5 separate regions of the Mus musculus genome follow, and all the other regions are linked to region 4. Evidence: chromatin loops called from intact Hi-C (ENCODE). Cell type or tissue: heart. All regions are shown on one strand. Each heading gives the region's core, and the rest is flanking DNA. Links, peaks and the distances in the headings are about the cores only. Region 1 has its middle 5.1 kb from the start of C1s2. Region 2 holds the start of Grcc10 (gene rich cluster, C10 gene). Region 3 overlaps C1ra (complement component 1, r subcomponent A). Region 4 holds the start of C1rb (complement component 1, r subcomponent B). Region 5 overlaps Eno2 (enolase 2, gamma neuronal).

Region 1 (6,132 bases), core at 658-4,657, 72 kb before region 4:
GATGAGTGTGAGCCACTGTGTGGTTGCTGGGAATTGAACTCACCTGTTCATTGGAAGAGCAGTCAGTGCTCTTAACCATTAAGGCATCTTTCCAGCCCAGCCTGCCCCCAACTTAAAAAAAAATCAACTATATATGTCATCTTGTTTTGTGCATTCAAAAGAAAAGGTTGCTAGCAAAATAAATTAATAAATAAAAAACTGACTAATATGTTCACTTTTAGAAGCAAACCAGATGGTTACTTCTCCAGAAGATAATAAATTGAAAAGCTAATCACATATACACAGGAAAATAAAACCCACTGTGTTATCATTAAACTTTCACACAATTTTTTTTTTTTTGCCTTTTTTCCCACTAGAAAGTAAGTTTCTTTTCGTTTAAAAAAATGTATTTTTTGAGGCGGGGTCTGACTGTGTCTGTAGTCCTGGTGGCTTGGTACTCTTCAGTGCCTTGTCCCTGCTCAGTGCTGGGTACTGGGATGCACCATTAATCTGGCTTGGAAAGAAAGTTCCTTCTGAGTTTGGGGCTGGGGAAGGAGGGGGCACACAGGGCAGGGAACAGATGAAGATCCTTGCCTGTGTTTGTATTCTCAGTATAGAGGAGACACTCAGTGTATGTCTGTGTACAGTGTAGGTGAAGTGGGCCTATAATCATAGCTACTGAGGCCAGGGCATGAGACTATAAATTCAAGGCCAGCCTGGCAGCTCAAGAAAACTCTGTCTACACAACAACAAAGTCCATGGGAGTGGGTGTGGAGAAGGCTCTAGGGACAGGATCAGGGGACAGGAGACAAGAGGGCAGGGGGGCGGGGGACAGCTGAACAGATGGCTCAGCAGGTAAGGAACACTCGTTATTTTGCAAAAGACATTTCCAGAATTCAGGTGGGGCAGCTCACAACCACCCATAACTCCAGATCCAGGGCATCTGACATCCTCTTCTGGCTTCCATCGGCACCTGCACGCTTATGGTATGTATACAGACACACATAGTTAACACAAAACTGCAAAGAAATTCCTTTTAAATTAATTCAAAATTTTTATTATTTATGTGTGTTGTGTGCGTGTGTGTGTGTGTCTGTCTGTCTATACAAGATGTGTGTGCATGTGCGGAGGGCAGAGGACACCCATTCGAGTCAGTTCTCTTCTTCTATCAAGTAGGTCCTGGGGATTTAACTTCGGTCATCAGGCTTGGTAGTGAACACCTTCACACGCTGAGCCATCTCACCAACCCTATAAAAACATCTTAAAAACCCCAAACTACTAAAAAGAGGGCTGGGGAGGTGCTCAGTGCTCCAGTGCTTGGCAGAGCAGCCTAGGTTCAGTCTGAAGTACCACAAATCAATAAGAACCTTGTTTGATAGATAAATGAATCATGAAGACATAGTAAAGGTTTCTGTTTTCCTTTCTCTGTGGTAGTAGGGATTGACCTCGGGACCTGGGGCATGCCAGGAAGGTACTCTACCCATCAGGCTGTGTTCCCCACCCTGGAGGCCACAATAAGCAGTCACTAGAGAAAGGGCACTCTGCTTGTGAGTCGTAAGACATTTGGAGAAACCACCACCTCGGATCTGACTCTGATGAGCATCTTAGTTTCAGAAATGTGTAGTAGGGCTGTTGTCAAGGAAGATGTATTTCTCAACTGGTGTAGGATAAACCCAGGGATGATGAGACGGGAAAGGGGTTAGCTTGGATCTGGAAAACAGGGTTTGGCCTGCTGTGGAAATGCTGAACATTTTAATTCCCCTTTCAAGCTTCAATTCTTTAGGGTAGGGAAAAAAAACCAAATACCCAAGATAAGCAACTAATCTTAAGGAAGGGTTGATTTTGGCTCATGGTCTCATAGATTCCAGTCCACAGTCACTTCTTCCTGTTGTTTTGGATCTGTGACAACACTGCACATAATGGCTACAGTGTGTGGTGGCAGAGGCTTCCTGTCCCACTTGGAGCAAAGAGCAGAAGAAGCAAAGTTGCCCCACGATCCAACTTTGTCTTATAAGACCTGGTATCTGAAGGCTCTCAACCTGTGGGTCGTAACCCTTCTTAGCAAACCTGTAGCTCCAAAATATGTACATTGCACCCCATAACAGTAGCAAAATTACAGTTATGAAGTAACAATGAAAATAATTTTATGCATTGGGGGGAAGTCACCACAACCTGAGGAAGTGTATTAAAGGGCTGTGGCCTTGGGAAAGTTGAGAACCACCGCTTTAGTGTCTCTCAGGAGCGCCACGGGCTGGTGAGCAAGCCTGGAACAGGTCTGACTGTTTTTCTTTCTAATAATGTTTCATTATAGAACCTACTTCCTACAGGCATCACATGAGCAGCAGAGCAGTCCAGCTTTTATTTGTGAGTGCAAGGCATAGCTGTGGTGTGCTGGGTTGGCAAATTCCGCCCTACACACAGGAGCACAGAAGAGAAAGGAGAAGGGCCTGACCTGGGATTCAAGTGATTCGTTCACGAGCTTGAGAGTGGGAAATTTCCAGCTTCCTGGATGCATTTCAGGGTTGAAGAGTAACTAGAGGTGAGTTTGCTGGTGTTGCAGGTAGCTTAAAGTCATGATAGTTAGTGACTGAAATTAAAAAGCAGAATAGTTTGGTGTGATACCTATAATCCCAGCACCCAAAAGAAGATGGAGGAGAATCAGAATTTCAAGGGTTTTCGAGCCTTTCCTGCATAGTGAGTTTGAAGTTAGCCTGAAATTAATGTGAACCTGTCTTAGAACGAAAACAAAAAGTACCTGTTTGGTGACTTTTTGTACCCAACAAGCATGTGGTCCAAGAGAAAGCTTTCTGCCCTACGAGGAAAATGCTTTATAACAGTGATTTCATGAAAGTCAATGGTAGGAGTCATAAAAGAGATGCGTATCTGAAATACCTGGAAAGAGTCGATGAATGACTGTCCAATAGGCCAGAGAGATGGCTCAGCTGTTAAGAGCAATGGTTCCCTTCCAGGGGAACAGGTTCAATTCCCCTGCACCCACAAGGAGGCTCACAACTGGCCATTTAACTCCCACGGAATCTGCTGCCGCCTTCTGGTATTTTCAGGCACTGCACGCGCATGGTATGTAGTAAGGTAAGGCATAAATAAATAAAACTCACACAGAAATAAAGGTTAAAAAAGTGAGTTTTCTTTTGTAGAAGATGCTCTACGAGGTGGAGCTGCCCACCAGCGATGGGGTTCTGAAGACTGGGCTCCAGGTTAAAATAGAAACTAAAAAGTTCCACCCAAGAGTGTCCCTGGAGGTGGGGATGGCATCAGAGCCTGCACGACCCCCCCCCCCCGCCCCCCAACAGAATTTCAAGACAGCAGGAAATAGAGATGGAGCTCTTTGGAAAAGTGGTTTTTTTCTTTTCCTTTTTAAAGCTCGTTTTGGTGGTTAATCACAGAGTTGTGGGAGGCAGAGGCATGGGGATCTCTGAGTTAGGGGCTAGCCTGGTTGAGAAGGGTGAGGTAAAGGGGAGGGGGGGATCCAGAACACTCAACAACAACAACAACAACAACAACACTACCACCACCACCACCACAAACCCTGGTGGTGGTAGTGGTGGGGAACAAGCCTTTAATTCCAGCAAGTGGGAGATAGACGCAGGCAGATCTTCTCCAAATTTGAGGCCAGCCTGGTCTACACAGAGAAATCCTGTTTTGAAAAAACAAACAAACAAACAAACAAGAAATAAACAAATAAAAACAGTAAAAAAAGTTTGTAAAACCTTATTTTAAGTATAAGTGGCAGTGAGGAAGAAAATAGACACACCAAGAAGAAAGGTGTGGGCTTCTCAAAGAAGAGACACCTTTGAGTGTCTGTCGCAGCTGTAGGTACTGGTTTTGGTGGATAAGGACCCCGAATGAGGACACAGCATTTCCTAGCACTGGATAGGGTTAGGGCTGATAAGTAAAACCTAGGTTACAAGAAATGCAAGATTCTTTTTAAGCATTTTTTTTAAAAAAGCCATGTTTTAATTTTCAACACTAGATGGCTGCCTTGTGGCAGGAACATGCTTCCAGCTGGGGACTGGGTTTGGGATGGGGGCAGGGCTGTGGGTGATGGAGAGGATTCTACTCTACTGCATTTGTGAGGGGAAAATGAAAGTGTGCAAGCCCCAGCACTTCCACAGTGACTGGACAGGGAAACTGACTTCCCTGATCTCCCAGCTCTCAGAGAGAGGACGCTTGCCTCTCAAGCATGTGGCAGTGGCGGTGGTGGTGGTGGGGTGGCTGAAAGGCCTACCTGTGGAGCTTAGAGGCATAGGAAGGTCGCTCAGTTGAAACAGCCATTGCTGTCCTTGTGATCTGTCATAAGAGTCTCTGTTTTTAACATTGTCATGTCTCCCAGGGTGGTCCCACCATGGGAGCTCTGTGACTACGACTTCACTGGTGGTCCCTTCTTCTTGTGTGAAGACCTCCTAGCAGTTTTTATCTGTGGCTTGTTCTTGGTCTTGGCCACCGCCTTGAACGCAGGCATGAGCATCTTGGGCTCTCCCAGGACTTGAGCACATTAACTCCACAGGCAGGCCCATGAGCCCCATCCTGTCCCACACTTGGAGCTGGCTGGAATGGGCCCTACTGCAGGCTTGGCAGCAGGTTTAGAGATACAGAGCCCTCCATGTTTCTTCCCAGGGATACCCTTCTTATTCAGTAGCCAAAGGACAGTGTGCTAATGGGAGAAGATCTCTCTCTCTCTCTCTCTCTCTCTCTCTCTCTCTCTCTCTCTCTCTCTCTCTCTCTCTCTCTCTCTCTTTCTCTGTGTGTGTTTGTGTTGAGACAGGGTTTCTCTGTTTATCCCTGGCTGTCCTGGTACTCACTCTGTAGATCAGACTAGCCTCAAATTCAAAGAGATCCACCTGTCTCTGCGTCCTAAGAGCTGGATCAAGGGCATGCACCACCATTGCCCAAGCCTTTTGCTTTTAATCTGTCTGTCTGTCTGTCTATCTGTCTGTCTGTCCGTCCGTCCGTCCGTCCGTCCGTCCGTCCGTCCGTCCGTCCGTCCGTCCATCCATCCATCCATCCATCCATCCATCCATCCATCCATCCATCCATCCATCTATCTATCTATCTATCTATCTATCTATCTATCTATCTATCTATCTATCTATCGCCACACTATTAAGTTCCAGCTGGTTTGGAACTTGCTATGTAGACCGGACTGGCCCCAGACTCCTAGAGATCTGCCTGCCTCTCAAGTGGTGGGAGTAAATATGTGGACCATTCCCTGCTTAAACTATTCTTTTTAAAGCTACTTAATTTACTTATTAGTGTTACATGTGTGTGTCAATGTGCAAGCTTATGTGTAGCATGTGTAAGAATGAGCCCTTGAAGGGCAGAGGAAGGCATTAGATCCCCTGAACAGGGAATTAATGGGAGGTTGTAAAACTCTTTGTGCTGGGATTTGAACTTGGGTCCTCAGGAAGAACAGTTATTGGTCTTAAGCACTGACCCAACTCTCCAGTCATGAGGTTATTCTTACTGCAAACAAAGGTTTGATATTGCTTTGGAGGTTCCCAGAGATATGCCGGGGAAGGAATGAGGCCATGTGTAAGGTCATATAGGCTTTGGCCTAAAAAGCATATTCTGTAGCCTGGCATGGTGGCAACAGCACTTGGAGGCAGAGACAGGCATCCTCTGTGAGTTCAAGGTTACCCTGGACTGCATAGAAAGTTCCAAGTCAGCCTGGGCTACACAGTGAGACCCAGCTGCAAGGAAGAATAAAGAAGGGGAAGGAGGAGGAGAAGGAGGAACAGGAGGAGGGGAAAGAGGAGGAGGGGGAAAACGGTTCATTGCTATTTAAAAATTTTCTTTTAGATTTTATTATTTGATTTTATGTGTATGAGCATTTTGCCAGCATATATGTATGTGTTCGACATGAATGCCTGGTGGCCATAGAGACCAGAAGGTGTCAGGTTCCTGGAACCAGAATTACATCGAAAGTTGTGAGCCAGTGAGATGGCTCAGTGGTTAAGTACACTGACTGCTCTTCCAAAGGTCCTGAGTTCAAATCCCAGCAACCACGTGGTGGCTCACAACCATCCGTAATGAGATCTGATGCCCTCTTCTGGTGTGTCTGAAGTCAGCTACAGTGTACTTACATATAATAATAATAATAAACAAATCTTTAAAAAAAGAAAAGAAAAAATGTTG
Region 2 (6,132 bases), core at 867-4,866, 170 kb before region 4:
GCTAAGATAGAAACGGAGACCTGAGGCCCTTCTAAAGGAGCCTCAAGAGCTAGGGCTCGTTCCCTTCTAAAGGAGCCTCAAGAGCTAGGGCTCGTTCCGTTCCACCACAGGCCGACAGATAGAGCATAGGCTAGGTGCTGTAACTTTGCATTTTAGCCTCAGCTTCCTCTGTCTGTCTGGAACGTTGGCTGACTGTCCCCATCCAGCAGTCATTTACTCCTGTGCCTTCTTCTCACAGCTGCCCCTTACCGGGACCTGCCGGCCTCCCTTTCTGCTCCAATGTCAGCGGCTCATCAGCTGCAGGCCATGCACGCGCAGTCAGCTGAGCTGCAGCGCTTGGCGCTGGAACAGCAGCAGTGGCTACATGCTCATCACCCATTGCACAGCGTGCCACTACCTGCCCAGGAAGACTACTACAGGTACTCCAGGTTGCCCCCAGAGCACAAGGGGAAGTGGGTTCTGGGCATGGTCCAACAGGACACCGAGCCCTTGGGAGGGGAAGCCCCCTTTCTCAGTCTCATCTCTGCATTGCCTCTTATCTAGTCACCTGAAGAAGGAGAGTGACAAGCCGCTGTAGAGCTGCGATCCAGACAGCACCCACTGCTCCTTCATCCAGACCTTGGAGGACCACCCCAACCTTTTGACCCCACCCCACCCCCAGCCGAGGAGAGGGTGCTGCCCGCTTGCAGAGCTCCTGCAGCTGGGTAGAGGGAGGGAGGGAAGAAGGGACAGACAAGGTCAGGGCCCGGGGTTGTGTGCAGAGGTGGGAAGTGGCAAGGGTGGGGGCAGAAAGTGCACAGTATCTTGGACCAGGTCCCTCCTCCTATCCCCTGCTTTTCTTCTCCTCTATGCCGAATCCTTGGTGGCCACTGCCCCTCCCCTAACCCATTGGTGTGATTTTTTTCATCTGTTAGATGTGGCTGTTTTGCGTAGCATTGTGTGCTGCCCCGCCCCATCCCTGTGTGTGCACCCCCTCCCTCGGCGATATGTGCCCTTACCCGTCCCACATTAATAATTTATATATATAAATATCTATATGATGCTCTTTAAAAAACATCCTGACCAAAACCAACCAAACAAAAACATCCTCACAGTTCCCCAGGAATATGTCTGTGACGTGTTTTTTATTTGGGGGAGGGTGGTTGCAGTGGGTAGGGTGTTGGGGTGGGTAGGGAGAGAGGTCTGGTTGTTGTAGGGGAAGTGGGAAGGGATGAATGGGGTTTTCTTATGGAAACTTAGGAGTTGGACAAGGCTCTTTTTTATTACTCATTTATTTTACAAGAGTCTTCATGCATACCAGAAGAGAATATCAAATCCCATTACAGATGGTTGTGAGCCACCAAGTGGTTGCTGGGAATTGAACTCAGGACACCTGGAAGAGCAGTCTGTGCTCTTAACCCCCTGAGCCATCTCTTTAACCTGACAAGGCTCTTCTTGATCTTGGATGCTCAGCTATACTTATGGGGTGCCCTGTCCTAGACCTTTAGATTGGGGAGTTCAGGCTCCTGAGGCCGTTCAGAGCAAGAATAGGCGCACAGCAAGCATAAGCAAATCTAAGACCTACTCAGCCCTTGGAAGTACATCACTGACATAATGTGCCACCAGAGTGCTCCAGAGACAGTTTCAGAGATCTGAATCCCTTCTCAGCATAGTTTATGATTTGAAACAGTTAAAGGTGTATAACATGGAGGCCAATAAGATTAGTATTTGTAAAAGATTTACTAATAGTTAGGTGTATGAGCTCATGTCTGCGCTTATGAATGCAAGGCCTCAAAAGAGACCAGAAGCTGTTGGGTCCCTGTAGCTTGGAGTTAGGGCAGTTAGGAATTGCCAAGCAGGGTGAGCCATCTTTGCAACCCCTCTATTTTTAATGAAGCAGGGCCATGGAGCCCAAGCTGGCCTTGAACTTCTCAGCTTTTGTGCTGGTATCACAGAAATGTGGCGCTATGCCCGGTCGGGCCTGATGTTCCAGAGTCTTTGCAGTGTGGGGAACTTGTAAGGATGAGACTACAAGACATCGGGCCACATCGCCTGCCACTACTTAAGTCCGATTCACTTCGGCTTTAGCTCCAAGCCTTTAATCTCGCGAAGCTCTTTTTTTTTTTTTAACAACATAGGAGCTGTGATTGGCTGTTTTCAGCCAATCAGCACTGACTCATTTGCATAGCCTTTACAAGCGGTCACAAACTCAAGAAACGAGCGGTTTTAATAGTCTTTTAGAATATTGTTTATCGAACCGAATAAGGAACTGTGCTTTGTGATTCACATATCAGTGGAGGGGTGTGGAAATGGCACCTTGATCTCACCCTCATCGAAAGTGGAGTTGATGTCCTTCCCTGGCTCGCTACAGACGCACTTCCGCAAGTGTTACAGCTCTTTTAGAATTTGTCTAGCAGGTTTTCTGACTTCGGTCGGAAAACCCCTCCCAATTTCACTGGTCTACAATGAAAGCAAAACAGTTCTCTTCCCCGCTCCCCGGTGTGTGAGAGGGGCTTTGATCCTTCTCTGGTTTCCTAGGAAACGCGTATGTGCTAGAGCCACGCTCTGAGACTTCCGCCTCGTGCGGTCCCGCTTCCTTTCTGCCTCCTCTGGCCTGCATCCGTGGGGGAGGTGGCTGGCTGCAGGGTTCTCCGGATCTCTTCTGTGTTCCCACTACTCAAGCACCGAGTGGCGTTCTATGGCGTCCGCCTCGGCTCAGCCCGCGGCCCTGAGCGCGGAGCAGGCCAAGGGTGAGGAAAGAGCCTAGTCTGGGTGTGGGCCGTCTTCTGGGGGGAGGGCGCGATACTATTCTTTGCCTCTCCAAGTGGGGCCCTTGCCCATTAGGGCGAAGGGTTGGGAGGACAAGCTTATCGGGTTGCTTGCAGGCCTCGGCCCACTAATTCCCTGCCTCTTCCCTCCTCTGGGCTCGCCCGCCGTCCTCCGCGGACCTCTCTGGGATGCTTCCGTCTCGCAGTGGTCCTGGCGGAGGTGATTCAAGCGTTCTCGGCCCCAGAGAATGCCGTGCGCATGGACGAGGCTAGAGACAATGCGTGCAACGATATGGGCAAGATGCTGCAATTTGTGCTGCCCGTAGCCACACAGATCCAACAAGAGGTTATTAAAGCCTATGGCTTCAGCTGCGACGGGGAAGGTGGGTCCCACAGGGCTTGGCAAAGGAATGGACTGGGGGTGGGACGCATGATGATGCCCCCCCCCCCCCCCGATCGATCTTTTTCTCGCCACAGGGCGGCAGTCACATCAAACATTGCCACTCACAGTTCAGGGACTAGACTTAAGCCCCGCCTGAAAAGTTATGGCTCTTGAAGCCAGGCATGGCCACAGTGGCCTTTCATCCCAGCATTTGAGAAGCAGAGGCAGGCAGGTCTCTGAGTTCAAGGCCAGCCTGGTATGTAGGGTGAGGAGTTCCAGGGTAGCCATGGCTATACAAAGAAAACCCTGTCTTGAAAAAACAAAAACCCACCAAACAAAAGTTCTGGCTCTAGAGTCCAAAGCCCTACATAGGCAAGTGTTTCTCCATGGCCCTCGAACTTCCCAGCTCTCCCCGAGTCAGGATCGCAGTAAGTTGCCCAGAATGGCCTTGAACCAGAGACCCACCTTTCTCAGCCTTTTGAGTAAGTGACAGGCTTGAGTCACTGGGCCCAGCTCTAACCTGAACTCTCTCGTGTACCTGAACTCTTTCTTGTCTGCCTTTTGGCTAATAGGTTTGGTGTGGCAGGTTGAGCCCTCTCTTCCCAAGGACAGTTGTTTATTAATTTTGTGTTTGTTTGTTTGTTTGTTTGTTTGTTAGCTAGCCAGGACTACCAGGGAGTCTCTTTCAAATCAGGCTGCTTGAGGCTAAGCTGCTGAACGTGGTTCACCCGAGACTGAAAACATAATGCTTTTTAATTTTTTGTTTGTTTGTTTGAGACAGGGTTTCTCTGTGTAGCCCTGGCTATCTTGGAACTCAATCTGTAGACCAGGCAGGCCTCGAACTCAAGAGACCCACCTACCTCTGCCTCCCGAGTGCTGGGATTAAGGGCAGGCCCAGCTGTTTTAGGGCTTTTTTATATTGCATCCAGTTGTGCCTAGTGAAAACCGGGGCGGGGTTGGTTGAAGCCATGCAGGACATGGGGGTGAATTGTCCTCTATTGCAGATGGCTGCCTGACGAAAGGAGATCTTCTGCTCTAGGGAGCCCCCTTGGCTGCCTCCACACACTGGTCCCCAGCAGTGTGGCTTGACTTGCTTCTGATTGCAGGTGTCCTTAAGTTTGCCCGCCTGGTCAAGTCTTATGAAGCCCAGGATCCCGAGATTGCCAGCCTGTCAGGCAAGCTGAAGGCCCTGTTCCTGCCACCCATGACACTGCCGCCCCATGGGCCTGCTTCTGGAAGCAGTGTGGCAGCCTCCTGAGATTGGTTCTCGTATGTGTGCTGCTGCTGTGGAGGCGGCCCTTGTGTTCCAGAGGATAATAAATGTACTTGTGACTAAACCTTTGTGTCAGTCATTTGTAGTCCTGATTACCCCCTCTTGTTGCCACCCAGCCGCCTCTAGCCTTTCCCCTCCTTTAGACCCTTTCTATCCTCTTCGCTGGGACCAACCCTGCTCTCATGAGACCTAGGGTGTGGGAGGCTAAGATGGGCCTCTTGGTACCCTGGGAGGTTTGCTCACAAAGGTGGCACCTCCTAGAGCAGCGGGCCCAGGCTCTTCTTTGGGCTCTCTGCTTTCCACTGTCAGAGAGGTACTCTTCCGAGGGCGGTCCCTTGGCTAGGGTTACTTCCTGGGCTTTGCTTCTACCCGCCCTCCTTCTGCTCCAGCAGTTTGAGCTCCAGGTAGAACAGCAGGTGGCTCCTCCCCTTCCCAGGGAAGTAGGCCTGGACAGGCCTGAAGCCTGCTGCACTCCTGCAGTCCTCTGGGGAATTTGGCCGTGGTGGGCGGGCGGACTCTGGCCAGCCCCGCCCCACCGTTCTTCTCTCAGAGACCTGTAATCCAGGGGCTTGGCCTCAGAGTCCCATTGGTTTGACAGGCTGGATAGAGGAGGAAGTGGCCAAGAAACGAAATATATTCTTCCTGAAGGTCTGGATCCCTGAACAGCTGTGCCACTCGATTGGCCCCGCCCCCGTCGCCCTTTGCCTGTGACTTCTCCCCACTCCTCCCGGGAGATGTTGTCCCGCGGGTAAGTCCCCTCCACCACTTGTGTGTGTCCCACAGACTCCTGTTTGTCTAGGTGGATGGACATTGTTCACACCCTCAACAAATATGCCTACAAAAATAGTCTACTCCCACTAATACCCCTGCCCTGGGTCCCCGTCCTGTCCCTGTGAACTCTCTCTCCTTACCACAAGATACAAGACCTCCAGGCTCATTTCCTCTGCCTCTTCCCCCGCCCCCACCCCAAATCTTTTCTTATTTTTAACCACTGGCCTGTGGTCCTCCTGCTTCTGCCTCTTGTCTAGGATCTCTTTCCCCCTTGTGTAGCTCGCATCACCTCAGACATGGCAGTCTGAGGGCACATTTGAGAAAGCTCTTCCATTCCTAGACACCCCACGTACCCCCACACACAGACAGTTTGGTTCTTTCACTGTTCCCCAAAGAAAGCAAACTTTGATAGATGAATGGTGAGCAGACATGGTGGACAGGTACTGATGACGATGTTTGTTGGTAATATGAATATGAGGCAGACATGATCTCTGCTTAGAGAGCAGGCATTCCAGCCAGAGATGACAGAGTGAATACACAGGCAATAACTAGGATTATTTCAGATGGCCGAAGCACTAACTAACTAACACGCAGGAAAAGAAGCAGCAAGTGATGTATTCTGGAGACATAATTGGCTGACAGGGAGGGCTTCCAGATGATGTTTGAGCTGAGCTGAGTGATGTCTGGGGACAAATGGGCAAAGGATAGTGTGTTCACCCAAGAAGAAAGCCATGGGCACCTTAGACTTCTGGTGGAGTTTGGGTAGTGAAGGCCCACTCAGAGAGTTCTGGTGACTTTGTGGGTGGTCTGTACAGGGGTCCTGCTGAGTTTGGCTTTTCATACTCATTCAATTCTTTCTGTGTACCCTCTTCCTCCGGTGTGTATCTCGTCCCTGCCGGCCCGGGGGTGGTGCCGAGACTTCCCATCTGCCTTGACAAGGAATCTCCCATTATAGAACC
Region 3 (6,132 bases), core at 1,005-5,004, 53 kb after region 4:
GTGGAGGACACCTGTGCAAGACTTCAGTCGGGCAATTGGGGGTCTCAGGGACCTCAGAGAAGTATGGTCAGTAGGGTGCACACTTGCACTAGATAGAGTAAAATTCAGTTCTGGCAGAGCCCATCAGGTCTGAGATGAGGCCTAAACAGTTTCTAAGGAACAAGTCAGGAGGCAGGACCCTTGGAGATGAGGGGTCTTTCTCCCTCCCAGCTCAAGTCTCAAGATTAAGGGATGTGACTTACTCATCCAGTTTGTGACTTACTCTTGCACCTGGGCATGGCACGATGCCATGTGCCATCATTCTGGCAAACAGCTGTGAAGGAGAGTAGCGCCTGATTTCCCTGTTTAAGCCGAAGTTAGACATGCAGTCAGCACTCAGGCCCCCCACTTCCAAGGTGTACAACGACTGTGGGAATGTGATGGGCGCTGTGTCCATCTCTTAGACCTCAGCTCCCTCACAGATGTGCCTCCTCCTCCCTCCTCCCCATTCTCCCTAGCTAGTGCTCTCAATTCAGGGCTGCAGATGGGATGCCAAGTTTCAAAGCAGAAACACACAGCAAGGTTTTAACTTTGTTTTTAGACCCTTGCCTGTTTCCACTAGACCCCCAACTCCCTCCCAAAGTGTAATAAAGACAAGTCAGGATTGTACTTTTGTATCAAAACAAAGACCATTTTCTAGAGCAAACCCAGGCTTTTGCCTATTCCTGAAACGTTCTACCAGCCAAGGTCTCCATCACACTTCCTCCCACATTGCAGTTTTCTTAAAGCCCAGGGCTTTCCTTAAACTACTAGTGCTACCTGACTGCTTTCATAGGGGTTTAACACGGTGACATGTCAGGTGAGTGGTCAGTTAGCACAAGGTCAAAGAGTGGCTGGTACTCACTTGATAATATTGGAAAATATTATTTTTTTGAGACAAGGCTTTGTTATATAGCCTAGGCTGTCCTAGATTAGCTATGTAGCCCAGGCTGGCCTCAAATTCATGATTTTTCTCTCATGAGTTTCCTCTTGAGTTACAGGTGTAGGTGCCACTGCCCCTGGTTATAAATAACTTATTAAGAACAACCATCAGATGGGTCTAAGGGCACTTGTAATCCCAGCACTCAGGAGGTAGAGGCAGGAGGATAAAGAGTTTAAATCTAGCCTGGGCTATACAGTGACACTGATCATCACCAACCTACCAGCCAACCATCCCTTCTCTCTGTCTATTTAACTCCTCTCTCTTGCTCTCTCTCTCTCTCTCTCTCTCTCTCTCTCTCTCTCTCTCTGTCTCTCTTTTTCTTTTTTTGAGACAGGGTTTTTCTGTGTAGCACTGGCTGTTCTAGAATTCTCTCTGTAGACCAGTCTGGCCTATGAATTCACAGTGATCTTCCTGACTCTACTGGCTCTGTGTCCTTAGGAGCTAGGATTAAAGTCATGAGCCACCACCACCCAGCAGAGACATCAGGTTCTTAAAACAAAACAAAACAAAACAAAACAAAACAAACAAACAAACAAACAAAAAATGAACTCTCTGAGCGTTTCCTGTATGCAGACCAGACAAAGTAGATTCTTTTTGTTCTTCTTTCCTGTCTGTACCTGGCCTTAAACCTAGGACCACCAGCATCCTTTGCAAGCCCTTTCCTTCTTAGCTATATCCTCAGCCCTTTTTTCACTTTTGAATTTGAGATGAGATCTCACCGAGTCACCCCGGTTGGCCTTGAACTTGCTCTATAGCCTGAGTGGACCTTGATCTTCAGTCCCTTTGATGTTTATTCAGATCTGAGGGCAGACAGATTGATTCTTCCAGCCCCAACCTCCATGGCTCCATTTGAGATCTAGCCATCTCTTCCTCCTGGGACACCCAGAGGATTTGTCCCATGAGCCTTGGCCTCTTACCTCCATGAGCTGGTAGCCTTGCTTGCAGGTGACAATGAAGTAATCCCGGAACTGGTACTGAGGCTGCGGATCCTGGATGATGGTGAACTCATCCAGAGCCTTGGGCTGGGGGCACTTGATGGCTGATGGTGAGGGCATGCGCTTGTCAGAGCCATTGGTCCCCTCCTGTTTGCCTTATTACTGGCAGGCGAGGGAGGCACCTACATATCTTATTTTAGTTTAGGGGGCCTAGAGACAATACCCCAGGTCTCATCCATGTTCAACACAAGTTTCCCAGGAAGCCATGCTCCACCCTAACCCTCTCACTTTCAGTGGTGTAGTGCAGCTTCCAGCCTCGGCTGTCCCCTGACTCATCTGTGAAGAACAGCAGATCCACTGCATTGCTGCTGGTGTCAAGGTCTGGAGGCCTTTGCTTTCCACAGAATTCACCCAAGTTCTTCCCATTAGCGTAGATCTGATGGGAAAAGGGGAGGAGATCATGGTTAGTTCTCTTCTTTTTACACAAGTCCCCTTGGGTGGACAAGGGTAGAGAAGCTACTCTAGACCTCTATGATCCTGGTGAACAATGTGTCCCTGTCCCACTCAGTCCAAGGTCCCAGGAAGGAGCAGGGACCTGGGGAGCCACTCGAGTAATAGAAAGAAAGTTTGAAGTCTAGCTCTACCTGGAGCTGGTCATAGGGGCAGTGCACTTGCTGGTGGTCATCAATTTCAAAAGGATCCAGGAACTTGAGGTGCACAGTGAGGCCCCTCTCCACCCGGATGCTGTAGTTGCAGCGTAGATCCGGTGGATAGGGCTGAGGGTATTCAAGGCTGGAGACATAGCCTGAGGGCTCTGTGTAGAGCTCACTGCTGCACTCAGCTATAAATGCAGAATCAGAGGGGCTGTTAGGGTGTTAGGCTGGCCCAGCAAGCCTCTGCTCTGCCTTTGCCTTCCCACCCTTCCCACTCAGCCTCACCCTGGCAGGATTGCCCATCTTTCTGAAGCTCATAGCCAGGATGGCAGGAACAGAAGTAGCCTCCAACATAGTTGTGACACAGATGTTGGCATCGGGGCTGCAAACCCTCTTCCACTGAGTTGGGCTGCGATGCACATTCATCAAGGTCTGGAAGGGATTCCAGAAGGAAGGGTTACATCCCTCTCCACAGAATTCTGGGGCGAGGTGTGCTACTGTTGTGCTATCTCTTCCTATGTTCAGAATATTTTGTGCGGGTTTTTTTTTCCCCTCAAAGAGTCATGTACTAGAAGCCTGGAGACAAAGTCCACTTCTGGCCCCTTTGCCTCTCTATGTTCTCTGGGAGCTGCTTGGTGGTAGAAGAGCCCAGATGGTCAGACCCCATCTTGAGGAGAGAAATAAGGAAAGCTAGGCTTCTGGCTTCTTTGGGCTCTGTTGAGGTTTGGTCTGTTGCTTTGTGTTGCAATGCTAAATACTGGTCCCCGAGGTCTGGTTGTCCTTAGGGGTAAGAGAATCCTCACATCCACCAAGTGATACTGTGTGACTTGCTCTTTAATTTAGAACTGTTGGTTGAGTAAAGATACTGGCAACCTATAGCTGGCCAGAAGAGAGGTAGGTAAAGTTTTGGTTCCTGGGCTTGGGGTCCAAGGAGGTCCACGATGGACAAGATAGAAGGTGGAGAGAAGAGGAGAGCAATCATGAGAATTGCCCATGAGAGCTGCCCAGTCTGAGTAAGAGCTATCTGGATGGAATACAGCCAATCATATCTCAGGGTTGTTAACAGGGAGGTAGATGTAAGAGCATAGAGAGTTGATATCTGCCCAGCTCTATCACTGATGAAGGCTTATTATAAATATAAAAGTTTTATCTGGGAACTGAATGATCAAAGGGTAGAAATCCCCGATGGAGATTAAGAAATTACTACAACAGGGCTCAAACATGCCCCAGCCCCACTCCCATGGCTGAGGCCAGAGTGAAGGGCTGGCTGTGGGGAGCACTCACCTACAGCCTGGTAGTAGGCCAGGAAGCCCTTGTAGAACATGATGGTCCCATTCTCCTCATTGGAGAAGTCTGTGTGGAAGGTCAGCAGCATCTTGTTTCCTTGGGACATGAATTCCTTGCTTCCTGGGGGGTTGCCCAGGGGAGAATCCAGCTGCCCACAGAACCTCCCCAGTGTTTGCTTATCAGCAGAAATCTGTTGGAGGGAGGACAATGGAGAGAAGCCCTGCTAAGGAGTCTGGTCCCGTGTGGCAGCCAGAGAGACCCTCCTTGGATTGAATCCTGATCTAATGTTACTATCTGTCAGATCTGGCTGCTGTGCACACCCTCAAGTGATGCTTATGGGTCCATCTCTGTCTTTCATTAAGTTTGTTTTCTTAAGTTAGGATATCACAATGTAGCCTAGGCTTGCCTTGATGGCATTAATTAAGGCCTCTGTCTCTGTCTATGTCGAGGGGCATGTTACAGGGGAATACATGGGGAGCCCAGAGGATGACTTGCAAAAGTCAGGTCTTTCCCTCCATCATGGACATCCTTGGGATTGAACTTAGGTTGAAGACTTGGAGGCAAGGGCCTTTACCCACTGACCCATCTTGCCAGCTCTGGACTGGGATTGAGCCTGTAGTTCTTCTGCCTTCGTCCCAATTCTTGTTTTTTTTTTTTTTCCATTTTTTATTAGGTATTTAGCTCATTTACATTTCCAATGCTATACAAAAAGTCCCCCATACCCACCCACCCCCACTCCCCTACCCACCCACTCCCCCTTTTTGGCCCTGGCGTTCCCCTGTACTGGGGCATATAAAGTTTTCGTGTCCAATGGGCCTCTCTTACCAGTGATGGCCGACTAGGCCATCTTTTGATACATATGCAGCTAGAGTCAAGAGCTCCGGGGTACTGGTTAGTTCATAATGTTGTTCCACCTATAGGGTTGCAGACACCTTTAGCTCCTTGGGTGCTTTCTCTAGCTCCTCCATTGGGATCCCTGTGATCCATCCATTAGCTGACTGTGAGCATCCACTTCTGTGTTTGCTAGGCCCCGGCATAGTCTCACAAGAGACAGCTACATCTTGGTCCTTTCGATAAAATCTTGCTAGTGTATGCAATGGTGTCAGCGTTTGGAAGCTGATTATGGGGTGGATCCCTGGATATGGCAGTCTCTACATGGTCCATCCTTTCGTCTCAGCTCCAAACTTTGTCTCTGTAACTCCTTCCACCAATTCTTGTTTTAAAAGCCGCACTCAACTCAGCCTCCTGATAGACCCAGCTGAACATGATAGTACAAATGGTACCCAGAGGTCTCCTCACTGGCCAGCATCACCTAGTGTCTTCCCTGCTTTGTCTCACAGATTCCTTACTTTGTCCAAAGCAGACGACGTTCTCCTTGCTAGCTTTGCCGTGGGATGCACCCCTCCCTCAACGCTGCAGACTTGTTGAGTCCCCTTTGTTGGGGAAGTGTGGAGTTTTCTCGTTATTTTCTTAGTCTCCTGGCTGTTGCCTGAGCCTCATAGTGCGAGGAAGAGCATAGGCTCTGCTTGAATCCTGCCTTTTATTTTTACTGGATGTAGAAAGATGAGGCTAAGAAAGAAACCCTTTGAAGGGTACATACAGGGGTGACCAAGGTCCTTGTCTTCCCTGAAGGACATGTGACACCTTTCATATGTTTCTTTTCTTCTTGTTTTGGATGCAGTAGGTTACCATTCAGGGAAACTGAGGCATGGCTGTTTCTCAAGGCCTTATGGTTAGCTGTGTCCTAACTCCAATACATAGTGAAATCTACTGGAACAAACACCCCCATGCCTGCCCCTTTTCCTCATGAATCTCACTGAAGGCCTCAAAAGTCCATGGATACCCCCTCTATGGCACCAGCGACCCAAGGCCAACATTTCTACAGAGCTGTACAGTGATGGGGTGCAGGCATATTGTCCAGAGTATTCAGAGCACAAACTTCCAGTTTTGTTTCCCCTCCCTCCCACTCTGACGCCTACCTTAACATAGTCATAGAAGCAGCCTTCAGAAGGCTCCACGTCAAACTGCCAGAAGACCAGCTTCACCCTGTACCCCATGGGGACAGTGATCACAGTGGTTGTCTCCAAGTCACTGGGGTAAGGCTTGGGATACAGAGGGGAGGTCACCTCTCCATAGAGCTTCTGAGGGAGGTAAATGGAGCCTTCCACCCCATAGAACAGGGTCACCAGGAGGGCAAAGAGCCACCTGTCAAAGAGAGAGGCGAGTGTTTGTGGGGCTGGAGGATCAAGGGTGTTGTGTAGCACCCTTGCTATTTGAACTGCCTTAGGCAGGAATA
Region 4 (6,132 bases), core at 1,018-5,017:
GCTTATGGGTCCATCTCTGTCTTTCATTAAGTTTGTTTTCTTAAGTTAGGATATCACAATGTAGCCTAGGCTTGCCTTGATGGCATTAATTAAGGCCTCTGTCTCTGTCTGTGTCGAGGGGCATGTTACAGGGGCATGTTACAGGGGCATGTTACAGGGGCATGTTACAGGGGCATGTTACAGGGGCATGTTACAGGGGCATGTTACAGGAGCATGTTACAGGGGCATGTTACAGGGGCATGTTACAGGGGTAGGTTACAGGGGCATGGTACAGGGCCATGTTACAGGAGCATGTTACAGGAGCATGTTACAGGGGCATGTTACAGGGGCATGTTACAGGGGCATGTTACAGGAGCATACATGTCAGCCCAGAGGATGACTTGCAGGAGTCAGGTTTTCCCTCCATCATGGGCATCCTTGGGATTGAACTCAGGGTTGTCAGGCTTAGAGACAAGGGCCTTTATCCACTGAGCCATCTTGCCAGCTCTGGACTGGGATTGAGCCTGTTATTCTTCTACCATCTTCCCAACTGTTGGCTAACCTGTCACCTGTCATTGTGTGCCTGGTATGTCATCTCTTTCTTGTTTCCGATAATGTGCTTTATTATATAGCCCGTGCTTGCCCAGGCCAGTCCAGAATGGTCTAAGTCTCCCTAATAACTGGGTTCACAGGACTGCCCTACTATGCCCACATTTTTATTTATTTTGTTGTGCTTTCTACTTATTTGTTTGAAAAGCCACACTCAACTCAGCCTCCTGATAGACCCAGCTGAACATGATAGTACAAATGGTACCCAGAGGTCTCCGCACCGGCCAGCATCACCTAGTGTCTTCCCTGCTTTGTCTCACAGATTCCTTACTTTGTCGAAAGCAGAAGACGTTCTCCTTGCTAGCTCTGCCGTGGGACGCACCCCTCCCTCAACGCTGCAGACTTGTTGAGTCCCCCTTGTTGGGGAAGTGTGCGGGTTTTCATGTTATTTTCTTAGCCTCCTGGCTGTTGCCTGAGCCTCATAGTGTGAGGAAGAGCACAGGCTCTGCTTGAATCCTGCCTTTTATTTTTACTGGATGTAGAAAGATGAGGCTAAGAAAGAAACCCTTTGAAGGGTACATACAGGGGTGACCAAGGTCCTTGTCTTCCCTGAAGGACATGTGACACCTTTCATATGTTTCTTTTCTTCTTGTTTTGGATGCAGTAGGTTACCATTCAGGGAAACTGAGGCATGGCTGTTTCTCAAGGCCTTATGGTTAGCTGTGTCCTAACTCCAATACATAGTGAAATCTACTGGAACAAACACCCCCATGCCTGCCCCTTTTCCTCATGAATCTCACTGAAGGCCTCAAAAGTCCACGAATACCCCCTCTATGGCACCAGCGACCCAAAACCAGCATTTCTACAGAGCTGTACAGTGATGGGGTGCAGGCATATTGTCCAGAGTATTCAGAGCACAAATTTCCAGCTTTGTTTCCCCTCCCTCCCACTCTGACGCCTACCTTAACATAGTCATAGAGGCAGCCTTCAGAAGGCTCCACGTCAAACTGCCAGAAGACCAGCTTCACCCTGTACCCCATGGGGACAGTGATCACAGTGGTTGTCTCCAAGTCACTGGGGTAAGGCTTGGGATACAGAGGGGAGGTCACCTCTCCATAGAGCTTCTGAGGGAGGTAGATGGAGCCTTCCACCCCATAGAACAGGGTCACCAGGAGGGCAAAGAGCCACCTGTCAAAGAGAGAGGCGAGTGTTTGTGGGGCTGGAGGATCAAGGGTGTTGTGTAGCACCCTTGCTATTTGAACTGCCTTAGGCAGGAATAGGATGACTAAACTGCTTGGTTCTTCCCCCATGCCCATTGTAGACTTCATAGTGGTTCTGTGATTGGGGGCATCAGCAGCCTCTGCATCTGCTGCAGCTGAGTTCCTCGTAGGTCAGTGCCCAGTCCAGGGGTCACTGGGTTCTATAGCACTCCCCATAGCCCCTGAGCTGCCTTCTCTGTCCTTCTCTTTCATGTCCTTTCCTTCCAGGGGTAGGACTGGCATGGGACCAGCTATCTGAGAGTGAAGTTTTCCAGTGATGGCTCTGCAAAGTTTCCCAAGGCTTCAGCAAGAAGCCCCTCGCCCCCGGGGAAACCCTTCTGGCGTCTGACAAACACATGTGGGGTCTGAGAAACACACGTGGGGGGATTTTCTCCTCTCTCAGAGAGTTCCCTCCCCTCACTGTTACCCTGCTATGAACCCAGTGTCAAGAAAGGAGAGGCTAGCTCAGCTCATGTCTAAGGGTCTGGACCCTGGGAGAAGGGCTGAGGAGTGACCCTGAGAAGTATGTGCTCTGGAGCTGGCAGTATGGAAAGAAGGGTATTGTATTCCTGTTCTTATTCCCCTTCTATTTTCTTTCCTTTTCTTTTCTTCTTCCTCTTCCTCTTCCTCTTCCTCCTCCTCCTCCTCCTACTCGTCCTCCTCCTCCTCCTCCTCCTCCTCCTCTTCTTCTTCTTCTTCTTCTTCTTCTTCTTCTTCTTCTTCTTCTTCTTCTTCTTCTTCTTCTTCTTCTTCATAATATGGGAGCATGTTTGCCACTTATGCCCAACTCCTATCTCCTCCCTTGGTACCCATCAGTCTTACTCACATGTCTCAAGGCCAGTTTGTTTTGGGTCCTCAGCTCTCCTGACAGAGTCTTCAGGCACTCTAAGCTGAAGGAGGGAGTAGGCATACAGGGGAGGGAAGGATTGTGGCAGTGGAGGGGGTGACCATTCCTGGAGAAATGTTTCAGGGAATGAAGCATTTGCATAAAGGAAAAAAAAATCTTGAGTTCCCAGTTTAGGTTTGGTCTTGAAATCCTCGTTGCTTGATGGCGCCATCTGGTGGTCAATGTGGGGAATGGCTGAGGCGATGGGATCTGAAGTTTTAGGGACCTGGAAACATTTTGTTTGGAGGGACAGACTCTGGGGTCTCTAAATCGGATTAACATTTTCTGGGAGACTTTCCCGGGGGCTGCTTGTTGCCCTTTATTCCAGGATCCTCGCCACAGGCATCGCAGACTGCGGAGACACTTAAAGGCTCTGCTTTCTCATTGGCTCATTTCTCACAATCACCTGGAAGCCAAGGGGCTGGGGTTTCAATGCACAGGGTGAGGTGAAGAAGAACTGGGTTGAGGAGGGCACCGGGGTGTATGGCTGTGGATATGAGTGTGGGGAAGGTGCAATGTCGCTGGACACTAAAGCAAGGCTCCGCTTTGAGCTCCCGCCTTTTGAACTTAGATCTTGTTGAAGATAGGGCAGCTGCAGAGTGGAAGAAACATCTTTTCCTGGACCTCTGGTCAGCTTGAGTCTTCTGGGATACAAGTACTTAGTGCTTCAAGCAAAGGGTGTGGCCGCAGAGGGAGAGTGACTCTTTCTTCTTAGAAGGGAAACCAGGTTCCCGAGACAGCTGTGCTGTCCACAAGGACATTGTGTCCTGTTTAAAAATTTTGCTCCTATGTCCACCAAAAATTTTATGGCACCTTGTTCTGTGGAGGTTTTGACTACAGAGCAGGTATGCCAGTTCCTGTAACTTGTTCCTGATTAGAGGAAACGTTCCTCCCTCTACTCGCTCTTCTCTCCCGACTTGTCCACGTATGGGATAATTCGTATTAGGGGTCAGCCTGTGAACTTAAAGGATCCACAACGATGGAGGCAGTCTCCCCTTGACAGTGACCTTGGCATGAGGCCGGAGAGCAGGCACACACAAGATGTGAAACGCACGGAGGTTTGGAAGATTTTCCCAGCACTGGGGCAGAAGCCTGAATGAAGGTAGTGGCTAGGAGAGAGGGAGGGGTGGGGAGGGCTTCCAAGATTTTATCAGGGTAAGATAAGGTCGGGAAAGACCAATGATGAGGGATAGGAAATGGACTAGATCAGAAGACAGAAGGAAGAGGAAATCTAGCCTAGTGAATTGCATGTTGGTATCCTAAGAAGTAGGTGTGTGTGTGTGTGTGTGTGTGTGTGTGTGTGTGTGCGTGGCTTGTTCATAACTGCGGCAGAAGGATCAGATGGAAGGGTGTGGTCCAAGAAAGCAAGTCAATTGAAAAATCTCATCTACATTGCTTCTAGGGATTCTGAGTTCTGTTCTGATGTCATGTGACTTGACCAAAAAAAATGCCAAACCTGGACCTTACCACCTCAGGTCCTGCCCCACTTCCACTCTGTTTAAGCATCCAAATAAAGTTTAAATCTGCATCTAGAGATAAAAAATTACATAGATATGGACAAATATATGTATTTTGCTTTGTCAATAAAAATATGTAATTTTTTATAAAAAATAAAATTTCAATAAGAATAAGAATGATATATGCTTATTACTTAAAATGTAGTCAGTAGAAAATAAGAGAAAAATCAGTTAAAATCACTCCACCTAAAATAACTTCTGTTTAGCATTTTTAGAATACTTTTACTTTAAACCTATTTACTTTTTTAAGAATTTATTTACTTGTAGTTTATGTGCAGAGTTGTTTGCCTGGGTGGATGCGTGTGCACCTGTGCACGCAGTGTCTGTGGAGGCCAGAGAGGGTGTTGGAAACTCCAGACCTGGAGTTATAGACACATGTGAGCTATTTGTGTGTGTGTGTGTGTGTGTGTGTGTGTGTGTGTGTGTGTGTGTGTGTGTGTGTTTCCATTCCAGGGACCTCTTAACCTCTGAGTCATCTCTCCAAACCCCTAGACTACTTTTAATAGTCTTTTGAATTGTGCATAGGGTTTAAAAAGTAGAATCAACCATATTTATATCCTGCCAACTATTTATTAATTTATTTGTTTATTTATTGGTTTTTAAGACAGGGTTTCTTTGTGTAGCCCTGGCTATCCTGGAACTGACTTTGTAGACCAGGCTGGCCTTGAACTTCCCGCAGTGCTAGGACTAAAGGCATAAGGCACCACTACTATGTTTTAATTTTTTGTTAACTTTGAAATGAGATCAAAGCTGGCCTTGAACTTATGATCCTTCTGTCTCAGCCTCCCGCGTGGCTGGGATTTTAGTGTGTATTACGGCTTAGCTTGGATGCTGCTGTTATTTCAAAGATAAATTTAACCTTTGACTTTACAGCACGTTCATCTCAACACTAACGCACTTCCTTTTCTCCCCTCTCTTTTATGGTATTCATTTTCTATTATCACTGAACGCGTGTGTTTTATTTTTGTCTTTTAGTATAAATCACTCCAAATCTTCCCTACAAATTAAAGAGTTCATCTTCTCAGGTTTGCAATGCCCTGGGTGATGAGGGCCAGCAGGAAAGTGAGAGCTGGTGGTACAATCTTCATAGAAACAGGCCTTCCCAGGGATGGAGTCTGTACAGCGGTGGAGCCCGGAAGGTGAAATGGGTGCTCAGGCAGGTCTGCGGGGCAACTGGGAGGAATCCCGGAGACAGAGCATGCTGGGCAAACATGCTGGGATGAATGAAGCCTCAGTGGAGAACCAGCTTTGGAACTTCCACAAGCCACGGGATCTGTGGGAGCTTCCGTTTCCTCTTTGTGAGGCATGAATGACAGAAAACACACCCTCTGCCAACAGGGAGGGAGGACTGGATGAGACAACAGGCGATGCTCCTGGCTTACAGTAGATGTAAAATGGAATCGAGTATTGCCACGATTGTCTGGAGAAGCTGGGACAGGAGGCATATTTGAAGCTCACTGTAAGGGTTTTCAGAATATTTCAGAAACACAAGAGACCATGAGTAAATACAGAAGAAACCGTCCATAGCTGAGGTCGGGGAATTAAAAAAAGACACACATGGTGATGATGCAGGTGTACACGCTTGTAATTCCAGTGTTTGGGAGGCTGAAGCGGGAGCATTGCCGTGAGTTCAAGGCCAGCCTGGCTACAGAGTGAAATCCTGCCTTGAACAAACAAAAAGACATTCTGAGCAAAGGTTGCTTGGTATAAAACCCAGGAGAGCAGAAGGTTCTGTTTCTGATTTGGGACAGCGTGGTCTGGGGAGGCGGGGCTTTTTATTGGCAGTGGGTTGCTGAATCAGTGGCTTTTTTTTTTAGTTTTTGATACAGGGTTTCTCTGTGTAGCCCTAGCTGTCCTGGAACTCACTCTGTAGACCAGGCTGACCTGGAACTCAGAAATCCACCTGTCTCTGCCTCCCAAGTGCTGGGATTAAAGGCATGGA
Region 5 (6,132 bases), core at 838-4,837, 190 kb before region 4:
CATTGCTGATCTTGTCGTCGGACTGTGTACAGGCCAGGTGAGTAGAGCCAGTCTGTGGGATTGGGAGAGGTCTTTGTGGGGTTGGTGGGTTCTAGGCCCAGGTAGTTATTGTCCTGCCGAAAATTTGAGAGTCAGAGAAGTTTGAGAGTAGAAGTCTGGCCAGGCATAGTGGCACACGCCTTTAATACCAGCACTCAGGAGGCAGAGGCAGGTGGATCTCTGTGAGTTTAAGGCCAGTTTGGTTTGTATAGTGAGTATAGCAGGAAACCCAGGGCTACACCGAGGGACTCTGTCTTAGTAAATAGTAAAAAGAGTAGAAGTTCTGGGCTGGTGAGATGGCTCAGCCCAGTCCTAAGCCTGACTCTCAGCTTTAGTCTGATTTGTGGGACCCACGGGTTAGGAGAGAACCAACTCCCACCAGTTGTCCTCTGGCCTCCACATGCACACCGTGGCATGAGCAGATCCACAGACGTGTACACAGACACAACTTAAAGCATTAATTTTTATAATTAATTAATTAATTAGTACAAATACAGATGTTTCAGAGTTGGAGGTTCAGCTCATTTATAGAGTACTTGCCTAGTACGTGCAAGACCCTGGGTTCCATTTAAAAAAAAAGGGGGGGGGGAGTAGGATATGACATTGCACGCCTTTAGTCCCAGCACCCAGGAGCCAGAGGCAGGAGGATCTCTGTAAGTTCAATACCAGCTTAGTCTATGTAGGGAGTTCGCTACATAGTAAAACTCTGTCTCAAAACAAACCAAAAGCCCTGGACTTGGGGATACATGCCTTTTGTCTCCACACTCGGGAAGCAGAGGCAGGAGGATGAGGAGTTCTAGGCTAACCTGTCCCTTTAGAGGACAACCTTCATAAAAGTGTCTCAAAAAAAAATGTATGTATGTGTGTGTGGCAGGGGTGGGGCATAGGGGTGTCCTATCAGGCGAAGGAAATCCTTAAGCTGCCTATCTCCTGGAATGTTTCAGATCAAGACTGGCGCCCCATGCAGATCTGAACGTCTGGCGAAGTACAACCAGCTCATGAGGTGAGGAGGGTCCCCGAAGAACAAGAACCCGAAACCCGGGGTCTAAACGCCCCATTAGGCCACCATTCCACCTCCTGCATCCAGGACCTGGATAGCAGTTGATGCCAAGAAAAGTTTTGCTAAGTGGGTTCAAGGATGGTCCGATTGACAGATCACTAACTGACCACGAAAGCCAGGGACCGTTCACCTTGGGGCAGCCCTCAAAGGGGGAGCATTGAGGGACTCAGGGAGAAAGGCTGATCCCGTCTTCTCCCCTGACTGTCCCCCTTCCGGATCATCTGTCAGAATTGAGGAAGAGCTGGGGGACGAAGCTCGCTTCGCGGGACATAATTTCCGAAATCCCAGTGTGCTGTGATCCCCTTCCCCCAACCCCGCTTGCCTGAACGCGGGAACATCTCATTCTCCTGGAGCCTCTTTCTTGCTGCCCTGACCTGCCATAGTCACTCTGATACCCTGAGCCCCAAGTCACCCAGAACACCTCGACTCACCGCTCCTGCTGTTCTTGGCTTCCACAACCCCCCTTGCTCTCTCTGCTCTTCCTCCTCTCTGGGCCCCATTTTTGGGGGGATTCAGTCTTCCCACTTTCCCTTCTATTCTCTCTTCTCTTTAAAAAAAAATTATGAAGATTAGAAGGGGGTCCACAGAAGAATCCTCAGTGTCTGACAGGAGCTTCAGGATTGGTGTGTTGGGGTGTTTAAAGTGGGGTCACGGGCATGAGTGTTTCAGTGCTTACCATGGTGTGTATAAGCCTTGAACTATGCATAGAACTGGAGTTTGGGGAGTGCTGGATGTGTGGTCATGCTTGGTTGAGGCTTTAGTGTATGTGTTTACATACACAAGCACAGTTTGTTTGTTTGCTTATTTATTTATTTATTTATTTATTTATTTATTTATTTATTTATTTCTCAGCTGGTCAGTCAGCCATCTCCTGTAACTCTCCAGTCTGAAAGTGACCTAACTTGACAGGACTAGGCACCCCTATTCCATGTGGCTTCATTCCAAGATGACCCAGGATGGGGATTTTGCTAGCATGGGAAGGGGAACAGAAAAGGGCCTTAGCAATTGCTTCATTCGGTGCACTAACCGAAGCTCGGAACTTTACAGAATGGGGCTGTGGACCTGGGGAGGCTTTTCTCCTCTAACCCTCTCCCCAGCCCTAGGCTCCTCCGTCTTTCTCCGGCTGCACCAGAGCGCTGCCTCACTCCCCTGCGCCATGTCCCACAGTTGCCACCATCTCCGTGGCTTTGAAATGACCACCACCATTAAAGTCTGAATCACAGCGCACCACCCCTTGTCTGAGGACTCTTACTCTCTGCTCCATGTGAGAGGACGAAGAGAAACGACTGGATATTGGCGATCCTAGGTAGCAGATCAGGGGAGGGCTCAAAAAGCGGCAAGCCACTGAACTCATGACCAAGTTTGCAGCATTGCTGGTGATGTGGGATCCGTGGGGTTTTTGTTTCCCAAGACAGGGTTTCTACGTGTAGCCCTGGCTGTCCTGGAACTCACTCTGTAGACCAGGCTGGCTCCAAGTTTACAGAGATCCGCCTGCTTCTGCCTCCCGAGTGCTGGGATTAAAAGCTTGTACCACCACACTTGGCTGAACTAAGGATTCTTAACCTGTGGTACTGGAGTTACTCAAACATCAGGGATTGAGTGTATCTGGGGTGAGGAACAAAGCGTTTCTGGTTCCTAAAGTCTTGGACCGAAGTAGGAACAAAGCAGTAGACCAATAACTAAAGCGCCCCTGTACTGGTCCTCAACAGAATTCTGGATGGCTTTGAAATGAGAGTATCATGGCCACCAATTCCTTTGGAATACAGAACCAAAGAAAAAAGGGAGAGAAGAAATATTACGGGTACCAGGAGCTTGGGAATCCGACTTCTCCAGTAAAATGGATGCCACACCTGAAGTGCTCTCCAGCCTCCCCGTTAGCCAGACTGAGAGGATATCAGTGTGTAGACAGAGGCCCTCTAACCTTTCAGCTCCAGTGAGGCTGTGAGGTTGAAGCACCCAGCCCGCCTTGGGGGACAATCCCCCTAACATTACTATCCTTAGGGTACTAGGGCTCACGCTTGCAGGCAGCATCTGCCCATGAATAGCTGTGGCCATTAGGGGGAGCCCAAGTTCTGCAGGACACCTTACTAGACGCCAAGGTGAGGTTGGGGTGGGAAGAATTTCAAGGTTGCACCCTCTGCCCTCCTCCCGCGGATCCTCCCAAGTTCTGGTCCCAGGCTCCCTCAGACTTCCTTCTCCCTTTAGGGCTAACAGAAACTTGCACTGGTGAAGCCAGGAGCCACATCTCCCCACCCATCTTCTTGTATCCCCCAGCTATTTTCAGTTCAAAGAACTTCTTGCTCCCTCTCCTTCCCTGTGCCCTTGAATTCCTATGTAAGCTCCTCGTTTTTTTTCCCCCTTCCAGCACCCCTATATGGCCCCGGGGGCTCGCTACACTTCTCTGGGGCTGCTCTCTCAGAAACTCCTAGGCTTTGGTCAGGGCTATTGTGGCTGTAGCCACCATTCCTAACCCTTGTCTTTTCTTTCCTCCATCCTAGCTAGGTGCCTTTTTCTGACAACATTCCCAGCCCCCTTCTGGTACCAGGTTGGATTGGGTTACAGCTAGCTCTGCTTGGGCCTCCAAGGCCCCTCTCTACTTTCCTTTTGTGCCATTGCCTGGAGACCAGGTGATTGTAGGGGGCTGGGGCCAGAGAGGGAGCTGGGGTGAAGGATAGGGGTGGGGTGTATATTTAATGCTCCCAGCAGCTGAGCTGTGAGCCTGGTCTTGGGTACCAGAGGAACTGGAAGGTGTAGTGCTGGCTTCTTTTCCTAGTTCCATGCCTTGTCCTTCCCTAGGCCTACATTTTTCTTTTAGGCTTAGATAAGTTACCATCTTGGCTGTTGCCTTAGCGGCTAAACAAGGGTAGAGGTTGAGTCTGGAAAGGATTGGAAAGGTCCTAGGCCAGGCCTAGTGGGAAACTAAAGGAAAGAGAGGAAATGCTATGGGGAGAGGGGGGAGGGAGGAGGAGTCTCAGAGCAAAATTAGTTGGTACAGGGAAGGAACTAGGTCTATCTTAGAGCACAGAGAAAAAGACGTGAAGGGTACACAGGAGAGGACCTGGTCTCTGGGAGGCCCTGGAAGGGGACAAGCAAATGGGTATGGGGGTAAAGTGAGGCCCTGCAGAGGCAAGGGACTTCACAGTGGGGTGATGGGATATTTGTTCCTAGAGGAGCCAAGCATTCTTGCTTGGTCTCCCTAGTGCTTTGGAATCTGTGTAGAGCTTTTGGGTAAGTTCAAGAGCTTGGCTGAATCTGGCCTAAGGAATGGTGGTGTAAGACCTACTGGGTGGCTACTAGGCTAGCCGTTCTCCTCCCTTCCACAAAGGCAGTTTGCCCACTCAGTGTCCCCCACTCCACCCACTAGGTCTGAGCTAGGCTGGCCCCCTACAAGCTCTCTACCCCCACCTCCAAATCTGGTGAACTACTAAGGGCTCCCAATCCAGACTCCAGCTCCAGCTCTTCCGGGCTCCCAGCCTGCCTCCCTCCCTTTCTCTAGCCTTCCCAATTTCAGCTGCCAAAAATCACCCTGTCTCTAGTGTCCTTTGTCCTGAGAGATGTTGCTGCTGGTTTGGGGCCAGAGAAGGAGCCCAGAAGAAGGCACCACTGGAGTGATGGGGGTGCTGACTTCATGGCTGTAGGTTGGGCATGGCTGGCACGCTGACTGGAGAAGAGTTGGGAGGAGCATGCTGTAGTCTGTGCTGGGGACTACTTCCATATTACAATTGTTATGGGGAACCTGGGCACCCTAAAATGTATGTAGGTCCTTTCCACCTAATCCCCCACTTCATCCCTTCTGTGACCATGACCAAAGATGCTACTAGTAATGACTTCAGACTTGAGAAGGTCTAGTTCAGGAACCTCGAGAAAATGAAGGGCCCAAAAGTGAAGTGCCACCTCTTAGTTACCTCTTCCACACTAGGGCCTGGACCCCAGTCTGTCACTCCTCCAGGGTTCTCCCTCCGTCTCTAGCTCCTCTCTTTTCCCATCACTGGCCCTCCCACCACGTTGCCACAAAAGCCCTATTTATCTTGTGTTTCCTTCCAGACCTCTCTAATTCATTCTCCTCCACTTTATTTGCCAAAGGAAATAGTTCTTAGTTCGATTGGAAGTCCCCACATTCATGTTTACCAACCCAGCCCACCCCAGTCTCCCTCTAGAATAGGCATCCTCTGCCCTCCACCCCTCTTCTGAGACTTCTCATGCCTTCTCTCCCACAGAGGGATCTCCGGACTTGCCTCCAGCTTTCCTTCATCATTCCCAAATTCTTGTGGTTTGCATTCTTCTCAACACCAATCACTGCCTTAAACGCTTATCTCTTCCAGAAACACCATTCTCCTAGTACGTCTTCATCCTTTCCCGCCCAGGTCCACAAACTTCCATCGTAGGCTCTCCAAAATAGCTCCTAAACCCCTCCAGCCTCTACTTCTGGCCCTTCCTCTCCATCTTTCCAATACAGTCCCATTATCCAAATCTCTACTTCATAATTCCCCAAACTCCACCTACTTCACCCCTGCCACAGCCCCTCTTGTCCCCAAACTTCTCCAGCCTCCCCAGGTCTGCCTTCGCAGTCCACAGCCCCTCCCACCCAGCCCTCTCCCGCGCGGGGCCCGCGAGCTCCCCACGCTCTGCGCAGCGAGGCCCTCTCTCTCTGCGCCCCGGCCGGCTTCGGCCAACTCGCCCGGCGCCTCCCCTTCCCCGATCCTCCGCCCCCCGACTGCCGCGCGCTCCCTCCCTCGCGTCTCCTCCGGGCCCCTCTCTCTCCTCCGTTCCTCCGCGCTCCCTCCTTCTCCCTCTTCCTCCCTGCTCCCATCCCCCTCTCCCGAGCGCCCTCCCTCCGCCGTCCGCTTTCCTGTGCGAGTCGCCGGACGCGCCGCCCAGCCTGTCCGTCCGCCCGCAGCCCCGCGCCCGACCGGGGCCTCGGGCCAGGACGCGTTTCGGGGTGGCAGGCCTCGGGGCGGGCTAGGGGCGCGCGGCACCAGCGGCGGGAGGGTCGGGGGTCGCGGGCCTCGCCGGGACCGCGAGTGCGGGCGGAG

What was found. Hi-C counts contacts between places; a loop is a spot of excess contacts. Peaks named below come from ENCODE experiments on the same cell type or tissue, not always from the same donor. Only the 100,000 strongest peaks of a DNase experiment are listed, where the experiment ranks them.
Region 1: a loop joins it to region 4, with 2.6 times the contacts of the local background. A loop is called at or near these places in 12 of 42 quality-filtered maps.
Region 2: it touches region 4 in a loop (15-fold over the local background); 8 of 42 quality-filtered maps call a loop at or near these places.
Region 3: it touches region 4 in a loop (11-fold over the local background); 11 of 42 quality-filtered maps call a loop at or near these places.
Region 5: it touches region 4 in a loop (10-fold over the local background); 15 of 42 quality-filtered maps call a loop at or near these places.

Annotation. Positions count from the first base shown.
Region 1 is chr6:124,638,107-124,644,238 of GRCm38, reverse strand. No RefSeq gene overlaps it. Among named protein-coding and RNA genes, the nearest start is that of C1s2, 5.1 kb to the right of the region's middle. In heart, for the core only: a CTCF peak has its summit at 3,029 (motif pointing left); no DNase peak of the experiment used is centred there.
Region 2 is chr6:124,737,517-124,743,648 of GRCm38, reverse strand. It overlaps Grcc10 (gene rich cluster, C10 gene), which reads left to right and starts at 2,580. Exons shown (of 3, transcript NM_013535.2): 1 at 2,580-2,729; 2 at 2,954-3,130; 3 at 4,236-4,466. The coding sequence starts at 2,678. The coding sequence ends at 4,387. It overlaps Atn1 (atrophin 1), which reads left to right. Exons shown (of 10, transcript NM_007881.4): 9 at 239-419; 10 at 544-1,105. The coding sequence ends at 577. It overlaps Rnu7 (U7 small nuclear RNA), which reads left to right and starts at 2,363; the gene lies at 2,363-2,424. It also overlaps a transcript of Ptpn6 not described here. In heart, for the core only: CTCF peaks have their summits at 2,993 and 3,236; DNase peaks (open chromatin) are centred at 1,998, 2,548, 3,098 and 4,108; H3K4me3 peaks cover 2,801 bases; H3K27ac peaks cover 2,922 bases.
Region 3 is chr6:124,513,561-124,519,692 of GRCm38, reverse strand. It overlaps C1ra (complement component 1, r subcomponent A), which reads right to left. Exons shown (of 11, transcript NM_023143.3): 2 at 5,816-6,041; 3 at 3,834-4,026; 4 at 2,835-2,981; 5 at 2,541-2,737; 6 at 2,185-2,332; 7 at 1,879-2,000; 8 at 263-341. Among named protein-coding and RNA genes, the nearest start is that of C1ra, 4.0 kb to the right of the region's middle. In heart, for the core only: no CTCF peak of the experiment used is centred there; no DNase peak of the experiment used is centred there.
Region 4 is chr6:124,566,940-124,573,071 of GRCm38, reverse strand. It overlaps C1rb (complement component 1, r subcomponent B), which reads right to left and starts at 2,642. Exons shown (of 11, transcript NM_001113356.1): 1 at 2,614-2,642; 2 at 1,491-1,716. The coding sequence starts at 2,615. In heart, for the core only: a CTCF peak has its summit at 2,862 (motif pointing left); no DNase peak of the experiment used is centred there.
Region 5 is chr6:124,756,558-124,762,689 of GRCm38, reverse strand. Eno2 (enolase 2, gamma neuronal) reads left to right here. Exons shown (of 12, transcript NM_013509.3): 10 at 1-37; 11 at 984-1,042; 12 at 1,328-2,637. The coding sequence ends at 1,397. Among named protein-coding and RNA genes, the nearest start is that of Atn1, 3.1 kb to the right of the region's middle. In heart, for the core only: a CTCF peak has its summit at 3,157 (motif pointing right); DNase peaks (open chromatin) are centred at 3,169, 3,669, 3,999 and 4,669; H3K4me3 peaks cover 1,298 bases; H3K27ac peaks cover 1,880 bases.